2 separate regions of the Homo sapiens genome follow, and region 1 is linked to region 2. A link is a loop called in an ENCODE intact Hi-C map of the cell type or tissue named here. Cell type or tissue: GM12878. All regions are shown on one strand. Region 1 holds the start of MIR6751 (microRNA 6751). Region 2 has its middle 7.4 kb from the start of POLA2.

Region 1 (4,000 bases), 120 kb after region 2:
TAGAGCATTAAACAGCTGTTGGGCCCTGGGCTGACCCCCCCACCCTGCATGTGTGGGGGTCCCCACAGCTCTTATGTTCCTCCTGGGCATCCTGGACTTCCTCTTCGTCAGCCACGCCTATCACAGCATCCTGACCCGTGGGGCCTCTGTGCAGCTGGTGTTTGGCTTTGAGGTAAAACTGGCTTGGGAGGTTGAGAGGACAAGCCCGAGGTGACCCCACATGTGCCTTGAATAACCCAACAGACCCTTCCTCAGCACCTGCTATGTGGCCAACCTGTGCTGGCCACCAAGGGGCAGTGATCAGATATGGCTCCTGCCCTCCACACGCTCACTCCTAGGTGACTGGGGAGACGCACAAAGAGGCTAGGACAGAGGAGGAGCCCCAACCTGGGGCTCAGGAGAGGGTTCCTGGAGGCTCGTGCCGGAGCTAGCTGGTAATGGACAGGAGAGGATTAGTTCCATGGACAACTGGAGGCGTGTCCCTGGCAGAGAGAGAATGTGTTCAGTGACAACAGCTCATATTTGTTGAGTGCGAATTTCACACCAGGCCCTATGCTGAGCTCCTGACCTGCATCTCTTATTCAGCAAGACAATACTGTTATAAAGGAACAGTTAATTATGTCATTTTATAGATAAGTAAACTGAGGTTCACTGAGTTGCCAAAAGTCACAGCTAGTAAGTGGAGGGGCTAGGAGGACCCTGGGTGTGTCTAGAGCCTGTGATTGTACCACTGCACCTGCTGTGCAGAGGCCTTGGGGAGCAATGTGGGTGCAGCAAGGGGGAGCTATGTGTTTACATCCCCCTCGTCCCCCTCTCCCTTCAGTATGCCATCCTGATGACGATGGTGCTCACCATCTTCATCAAGTATGTGCTGCACTCCGTGGACCTCCAGAGTGAGAACCCCTGGGACAACAAGGCTGTGTACATGCTCTACACAGAGCTGTTTACAGGTGAGAGGGGCCTGGGCCTCTCCTGATCTGGACCAGCATCCTCCACTCTGCCTCCTGGCCCTGTGACCTGCTGCTTTCTGCATCCCCTCCCCTCAGGCTTCATCAAGGTTCTGCTGTACATGGCCTTCATGACCATCATGATCAAGGTGCACACCTTCCCACTCTTTGCCATCCGGCCCATGTACCTGGCCATGAGGTGAGCCCGGCCCTGTCCCCCGATCCTCCTGACCTGATCCCGTCCCTTCTCCTGCTTTCACTGACTGTCCTTTCAGACAGTTCAAGAAAGCTGTGACAGATGCCATCATGTCTCGCCGAGCCATCCGCAACATGAACACCCTGTAAGTAGGCTTGTCATGGCTGCTGTCCCAAGCTCGGTCCTGGGTCCCTCTGCTTCCAGCTCTGGACCTGATACAGCCCCTGTCATCCTAACCAGGTATCCAGATGCCACCCCAGAGGAGCTCCAGGCAATGGACAATGTCTGCATCATCTGCCGAGAAGAGATGGTGACTGGTGCCAAGAGACTGCCCTGCAACCACATTTTCCATACCAGGTGGGAGGGGCCCTGGGGAGCCTGCACAGCAGGGCACAGGCCCCAGAAGGCAGGCCCCTAGGGACCTGCTGACCTCTGCCTGGCCTTGACCCGCAGCTGCCTGCGCTCCTGGTTCCAGCGGCAGCAGACCTGCCCCACCTGCCGTATGGATGTCCTTCGTGCATCGCTGCCAGCGCAGTCACCACCACCCCCGGAGCCTGCGGATCAGGGGCCACCCCCTGCCCCCCACCCCCCACCACTCTTGCCTCAGCCCCCCAACTGTGAGTATCCCCTTGTCTGGCCACCCGGCATACCACTGGATACTTGCCCTGGGCTGGATGTGGAAGATGCTGGGAAATTGGAGAGTCCCTGCCCTCCAGAATCTCAGTCTGGGCCAGGGAGGGATTAAAAGATGAGAAATAGATGCTTGCAGTCAGTGTGACCAGTGCTGGGCTGAGGGCCTGTGGGAATAGGACAGAGCTCTCAATAGCCAGGCCCCCTGCCTGGGAGTTGGGTCTGTGTCCATTTGGCCCTTTCCTTACCTCCGTCTTCTCTCTGCAGTCCCCCAGGGCCTCCTGCCTCCTTTTCCTCCAGGCATGTTCCCACTGTGGCCCCCCATGGGCCCCTTTCCACCTGTCCCGCCTCCCCCCAGCTCAGGAGAGGCTGTGGCTCCTCCATCCACCAGTGCAGGTGAGCCTTTGGGTACTGTGACAGCCAGGGGGCGGCAGGGATGGAACACTCACTGACTTCGTTCCTGCTCTTCAGCAGCCCTTTCTCGGCCCAGTGGAGCAGCTACAACCACAGCTGCTGGCACCAGTGCTACTGCTGCTTCTGCCACAGCATCTGGCCCAGGCTCTGGCTCTGCCCCAGAGGCTGGCCCTGCCCCTGGTTTCCCCTTCCCTCCTCCCTGGATGGGTATGCCCCTGCCTCCACCCTTTGGTAAGCTGGGCCACTCTCTGGGTTCTTCTTGGGGGTGAGGTTGGTGTCTGGCCCCAGCAGCCCAGACTGAGCCTCTCTCTCTCCAGCCTTCCCCCCAATGCCTGTGCCCCCTGCGGGCTTTGCTGGGCTGACCCCAGAGGAGCTACGAGCTCTGGAGGGCCATGAGCGGCAGCACCTGGAGGCCCGGCTGCAGAGCCTGCGTAACATCCACACACTGCTGGACGCCGCCATGCTGCAGATCAACCAGTACCTCACCGTGCTGGCCTCCTTGGGGTGTGTCTGTACAGGGGAAGCAGAGTGGGTTTGGTGGGTCAGGAGTGGAGCTGCCAAGAGGTCCCCAGCAGTGGTTCTTGGCCTTTGACACCTGCCAATTCAGGCTGCCTATCTACAGGCCCACCAAGGGTCTCCAGGAGTTCTTGGTAACTCCTGGTGCCTTTATTTCCCACTCCAGAAAGCATGTCTGGATCTAAGTAGGAGTGATGTTTATTCGAGAGCTGACTTTAGATCTTATTCCTTTATATTTTTCTAAAGTCAAATTATTCAGAATTTGCAGTGCTTTAGTTCATCACATGATATTCTTCTGAGATGTGGTGACACTTAGATTGGCAATTGCTGCCCCCAAACTGAGGGAGCGAATAATAGGAAGTCACTTGGAGCCATCCTGGCTCAAGTTCAAGCGCTGGTCCCATCACTCATTTTTGACCTCTCATTATTTGAATAAAGGGGTCTTAATTCATATTCATAAGTGATGTGTACTGCCAGATACACACCTATAATCAGCACTTTGGAAGGCTGAGGCAGGAGGATTGTTTGAGCCTAGGAATTTGAGGGTGCAGTGAGCTATGATTGTGCCACTAAATTCCAGCTTTGGTGACAGAGCCGAGACGCTGTCTTTTAAAAAAGTGACATGTACATAATGCCTGGCATCTAGCAGTGACAGCACAGGCTTGGAGAGGAACTTGAGTCCAAGGCTCGAGCACTGTGGCTTATTGAGTGAGTCCCCTATAAGGTGCCTGACTCCCCAGGGTGGAGACTGCAGGGTAAGAGTGAACAGGTCAACAGTCCCTGCCTGCAAGCACCTTACAGCTAAGGGATAGAATCATTTGGCCCTTGAGTCCAGTCACCCTGTCTGAGTTCATTCAGCATGTTCACTTGTGTTTGCCAGGCACTGGGGCCACAAGGGCACATCATTCTATACTCTGTTCTGCAAGGCTCACCAAGGGCAGGAGAATCTGCCCAACCTTGGATGCCAAGGCCAGGCCCGCCTCTCGTCCCTTCTCTTCCCAGGCCCCCCCGGCCTGCCACTTCAGTCAACTCCACTGAGGAGACTGCCACTACAGTTGTTGCTGCTGCCTCCTCCACCAGCATCCCTAGCTCAGAGGCCACGACCCCAACCCCAGGAGCCTCCCCACCAGCCCCTGAAATGGAAAGGCCTCCAGGTAGGTGTGATTGGCCTCCAGCCGGGGGAGCAGGGAACTTCTCTAGGTTCCACTTCCAGTCTCTCTGTCCCCAGCTCCTGAGTCAGTGGGCACAGAGGAGATGCCTGAGGATGGAGAGCCCGATGCAGCAGAGCTCCGCCGGC
Region 2 (4,000 bases):
TGATTTTCTCCTTTAACTAATGGGTGTAAGAAAATGTGTCAGGCCAGGCGCGGTGGTTCATGCCTGTAATCCCAGCACTTTGGGAGGCCGAGGTGGGTAAATCACGAGGTCAGGAGTTTGAGACAAGTCTTGTCAACATGGTGAAATCTCGTCTCTACTAAAAATACAAAAATTAGCCGGGCACAGTGGCAGTCGCCTGTAATCCCAGCTACTCAGGAGGCTGAGGCTGGGGAGAATCGCTTGAACCTGGGAGGTGGAGGTTGCAGTGAGCCAAGATTGCACCATTGCACTCTGGCCTGGGTGACACAGCAAGACTCCATCTCAAAAAAAAAAAAAAAAAAAAAAAGAAAGAAAGAAAAGAAAAGGAAAGAAAGAAAGAAAATGTGTCACTTTAATCATAATAAACATTTACTTTCTTTTAAAAGATAATGTATTAAAAAGTTTTGTGCATCAAAGATTACTATCAAGAAAGTGAGAAGACAATCCACAGAATGGGAGAAAATATTTGCAAATCATATATTTGAGAAGTGTCTAGTATCCAGAACATATAAAGAATTCTTACAACTCGCCCGGGTGCGGTGGCTCACGCCTGTAATCCCAGCACTTTGGGAGGCCGAGGCGGGCGGATCACGAAGTTAGGAGATCGAGACCATCCTGGCTAACACGGTGAAACCCTGTCTCTACTAAAAATACAAAAAATTAGCCGGGTGTGGTGGCGGGTGCCTGTAGTCCCAGCTACTCGGGAGGCTGAGGCAGGAGAATGGCGTGAACCCAGGAGGCGGAGCTTGCAGTGAGGCAAGATGGCGCCACTGCACTCCAGCCTCGGTGACAGAGCAAGACTCCGTCTCAAAAAAACAAAAACAAAAACAAGAATTCTTACAACTCAACAATAAAAGACAGGTGATTCACTGTCTTTTATTGTCAACAATAAAAGAGAGGTGATTCGCTGGAGGTCACGAAGCTGTAAGTAACAGAAAGTAACTGTGGACCAGTTGGTTCCTTTACATTGCATCTGGGTAGGTTTACAGAAACTGTTGTGGGGAGCACACAGGCAACAATGGAGTGAAATTTACAACCAGCTCCTGTAGCTGATTTCCTGGACTCCGATTGCAAATGGGGACCTCATGGATCTCACATTAGTGTGAAATGATAGAAGAGGTTAATGCCAGGGTCCAGTTTTACACTGTTGTTAGCACACACAGAGTGGATGGTCACATGTATTGTAGCCCACCTGGAGTGAGCACAGAGTGGAAATCAGATGGAACATGATTTTAACTCTGATAATTTATATGTTTGGAAACTGCAAAAGGATGAAGGGTGGCTTTGAGAGAATTGAGTCAGATAGCAGAAGTATGTATAGTATGTGACATATATAAGATTTTATAGAATATATAACATATATAGATAATAATATATATTATGCATATAGTTACACACACACACCAAGGATGCCAAAGAGGAATTTTAGGTTTGGTTTTGTTTTGTTTCAGGCAGAGTCTTGTTCTGTTGCCCAAGCTGGAGTGCAGTGGCTTGATCATGACTCACTGCAGCCTTGACCTCCCTGGGCTTACGTGATCGTCCCACCATAGCCTCCCAAGTAGCTGGGACTTCAGGTACACACCGCCATGACCCGGTTAATTTTTGGTTTTGGTTTGTTTGTTTGTTTCGTAGAGATGGGGTTTTACAGTGTTTTGTTGTTGTTGTTGTTGTTGTAGAGACGGGGTTTCATCATGTTGCCCAGGCTGGTCTTGAGCTCCTGGGCTCAAGTGATCCACCTGCCTCAGCCCCTCAAAGTGCTGGGATTACAGGCGTGAGCCACCATGCCCAGCCTATTTTATACTTTTATTTCATTTATTTTACACTGTTATTTATGTGGTTTGTTTTTTGTTAGTTAGTCTGTTTGTTTGTTTGGGACAGAGTTTCACTCTTATTGCCCAGGCTGGAGTACAGTGGCGCAATCTTGGCTCACTGCAACCTCCGCCTCTGAGGTTCAAGCAATTCTCCTGCCTCAACCTCACAAGTAGCTGGGATTACAGGCATGCACCACCACGCCTGGCTAATTTTGTATTTTTAGTAGAAACGGGGTTTCACCATGTTGGCCAGGCTGGTTTCGAACCTCTGATCTCTGGTGATTCACCTGCCTCGGCCTCCTAAAGTGCTGGGATTACAGGCGTGAGCCACCACGCCTAGTCATCTGTGTTTTAATTGTGGTAAAAACACATAACATAACATGTATGATCTTAACCGTTTGTAAGTGTACAGTTCAGTAGTGTGAGTACATGTTTTATTTATTTTTGATGCTCTCCAGAAGTCGGGAATTTGGGAATTTTGGGAGGCACCGCCCTACACTGTAGGTATATTGCCACCAGGTGGTGGCAGTGTAGCATGGTCCTCAGGGTCTGGTCTGAGTTTCTCCAGGACTGTCTTTTACACTATTTATTTATTTCATGTGTATAACTTTATGGGGTGTGAGTGTAATTTTGTTACATGCATAGATTGTGTAGTGGTGAAGTCAGGACTTTTAGGGTATCTGTCACCTAAATAACACACATTGTATCCATTCAGTAATCTCTGATCACCTACCCCCATTCACCCCCACTCACCCTTCTGAGTCTCAGTTCTCTACCATTCCACACTCTACGTCCATGTGTACATATTATTTAGCTCCCTCTTAGAATTGAGAATGTGCAGTATTTGTCTTTCTGTGTCTGATTTGTTTTACTTAATGTCCTCCAGTTCCATCCATGAATGTCCTCCAGTTCCATCCATGTATGTCCTCCAGTTCCATCCATGTGACTGCAAAATACATGATTTCATTCTTTTTTATGACCCAATAGTATTCCATGGTGTATATGTACCACATTTTCTTTATCCAATCATCTGTTGATGGACACTTAGGTTGATTCCATGTCTTTGCTCTTGTGAATAGTGCTGTGGTAAATGTACTGGTGCAGGTACCTTTTCGATGTAATGATTGCTTTGGGTAGACACTCAATAGTGAGATTGCTGGAGCACATGTTAGTTCTATTTTTAGTTCTTTGAGAAACCCTTGTATTGTCTTCCATAGAAGTTGTACTAATTTACAATCCCCCAATAGTGTATAAGAGTTCCCTTTTTGGCCTGGCATGATGGCTTACACCTGTAATCCCTGCACTTTGGGAATCTGAGGCTGGTGGATCACTTGAGGTCAGGAGTTCAAGACCAGCCTGGCCAACATGGTGAAACCCCATCTCTACTAAAAATACAAAAATTAGCCGGCATGGTGGCAGGCGCCTGTAATCCCAGCTACTCAGGAGGCTGAGGCAGGAGAATCACTTGAACCCAGGAGGCAGAGATTGCAGTGAGCCAAGGTCGCGCCACTGCACTCCAGCCTGGGCAACAGAGGGAGACTCTGTCTCAAAAAAAAAAAAAAAGAGTTTCCTTTTCTCCACATCCTTGCCAACATCAATATTGTTGTTATTCAAATTTTCTTCCTCCCAAAATCCCTCCGTGCTGTTATCTGAAACTGAGGCTTTCTGCATAGTGGGAGGCAAGATTTAAAAAAACAAAGCTTGGGCCAGGCACGGTGGCTCACGCCTGTAATCCTAGCACTTTGGGAGGCCGAGGCGGGCAGATCGCCTGAGGTCAGGAGTTCAAGACCAGCCTGGCCAACATGACGAAAACCCATGTCTACTAAAAATACAAAAATTAGCTGGGCATGGTGGCGGGTGCCTGTAATCACAGGTACTCAGGAGGCTGAGGCAGGAGAATCGCTTGAACCCAAGAGGTGGAGGTTACAGTGAGCCGAGATTGCACCACTGCACTCCAGCCTGGGTGACAGAGCAAGACTCTGTCTAAAAAAAAAAAAAAGAATACATTCTTTTTTTTTTTGAGGCGGAGTCTCACCCTGTCACCCAGCCACCGTGCCCAGCCTAAGGAATACATTCTATATGGTTTTGTTTATATGAAATTCAAACATAGGCAAAACAAAATATAAAAGTTATCCAGCTGTACTTAAATT

Evidence for each region. Peaks named below come from ENCODE experiments on the same cell type or tissue, not always from the same donor. Only the 100,000 strongest peaks of a DNase experiment are listed, where the experiment ranks them.
Region 1: a loop joins it to region 2, with 2.0 times the contacts of the local background. A loop is called at or near these places in 11 of 110 quality-filtered maps.

The regions. Positions count from the first base shown.
Region 1 is chr11:65,128,420-65,132,419 of GRCh38, reverse strand. It overlaps SYVN1 (synoviolin 1), which reads left to right. Exons shown (of 16, transcript NM_172230.3): 6 at 69-172; 7 at 824-950; 8 at 1,047-1,146; 9 at 1,223-1,288; 10 at 1,384-1,500; 11 at 1,597-1,760; 12 at 2,041-2,169; 13 at 2,245-2,418; 14 at 2,505-2,691; 15 at 3,706-3,857; 16 at 3,932-4,000. MIR6751 (microRNA 6751) reads left to right here and starts at 2,442; the gene lies at 2,442-2,504. RefSeq lists an enhancer at 21-70. In GM12878, a CTCF peak has its summit at 2,210; no DNase peak of the experiment used is centred here; H3K4me3 peaks cover 984 bases; H3K27ac peaks cover 1,301 bases.
Region 2 is chr11:65,252,530-65,256,529 of GRCh38, reverse strand. No RefSeq gene overlaps it. Among named protein-coding and RNA genes, the nearest start is that of POLA2, 7.4 kb to the left of the region's middle. In GM12878, a CTCF peak has its summit at 2,381 (motif pointing right); no DNase peak of the experiment used is centred here.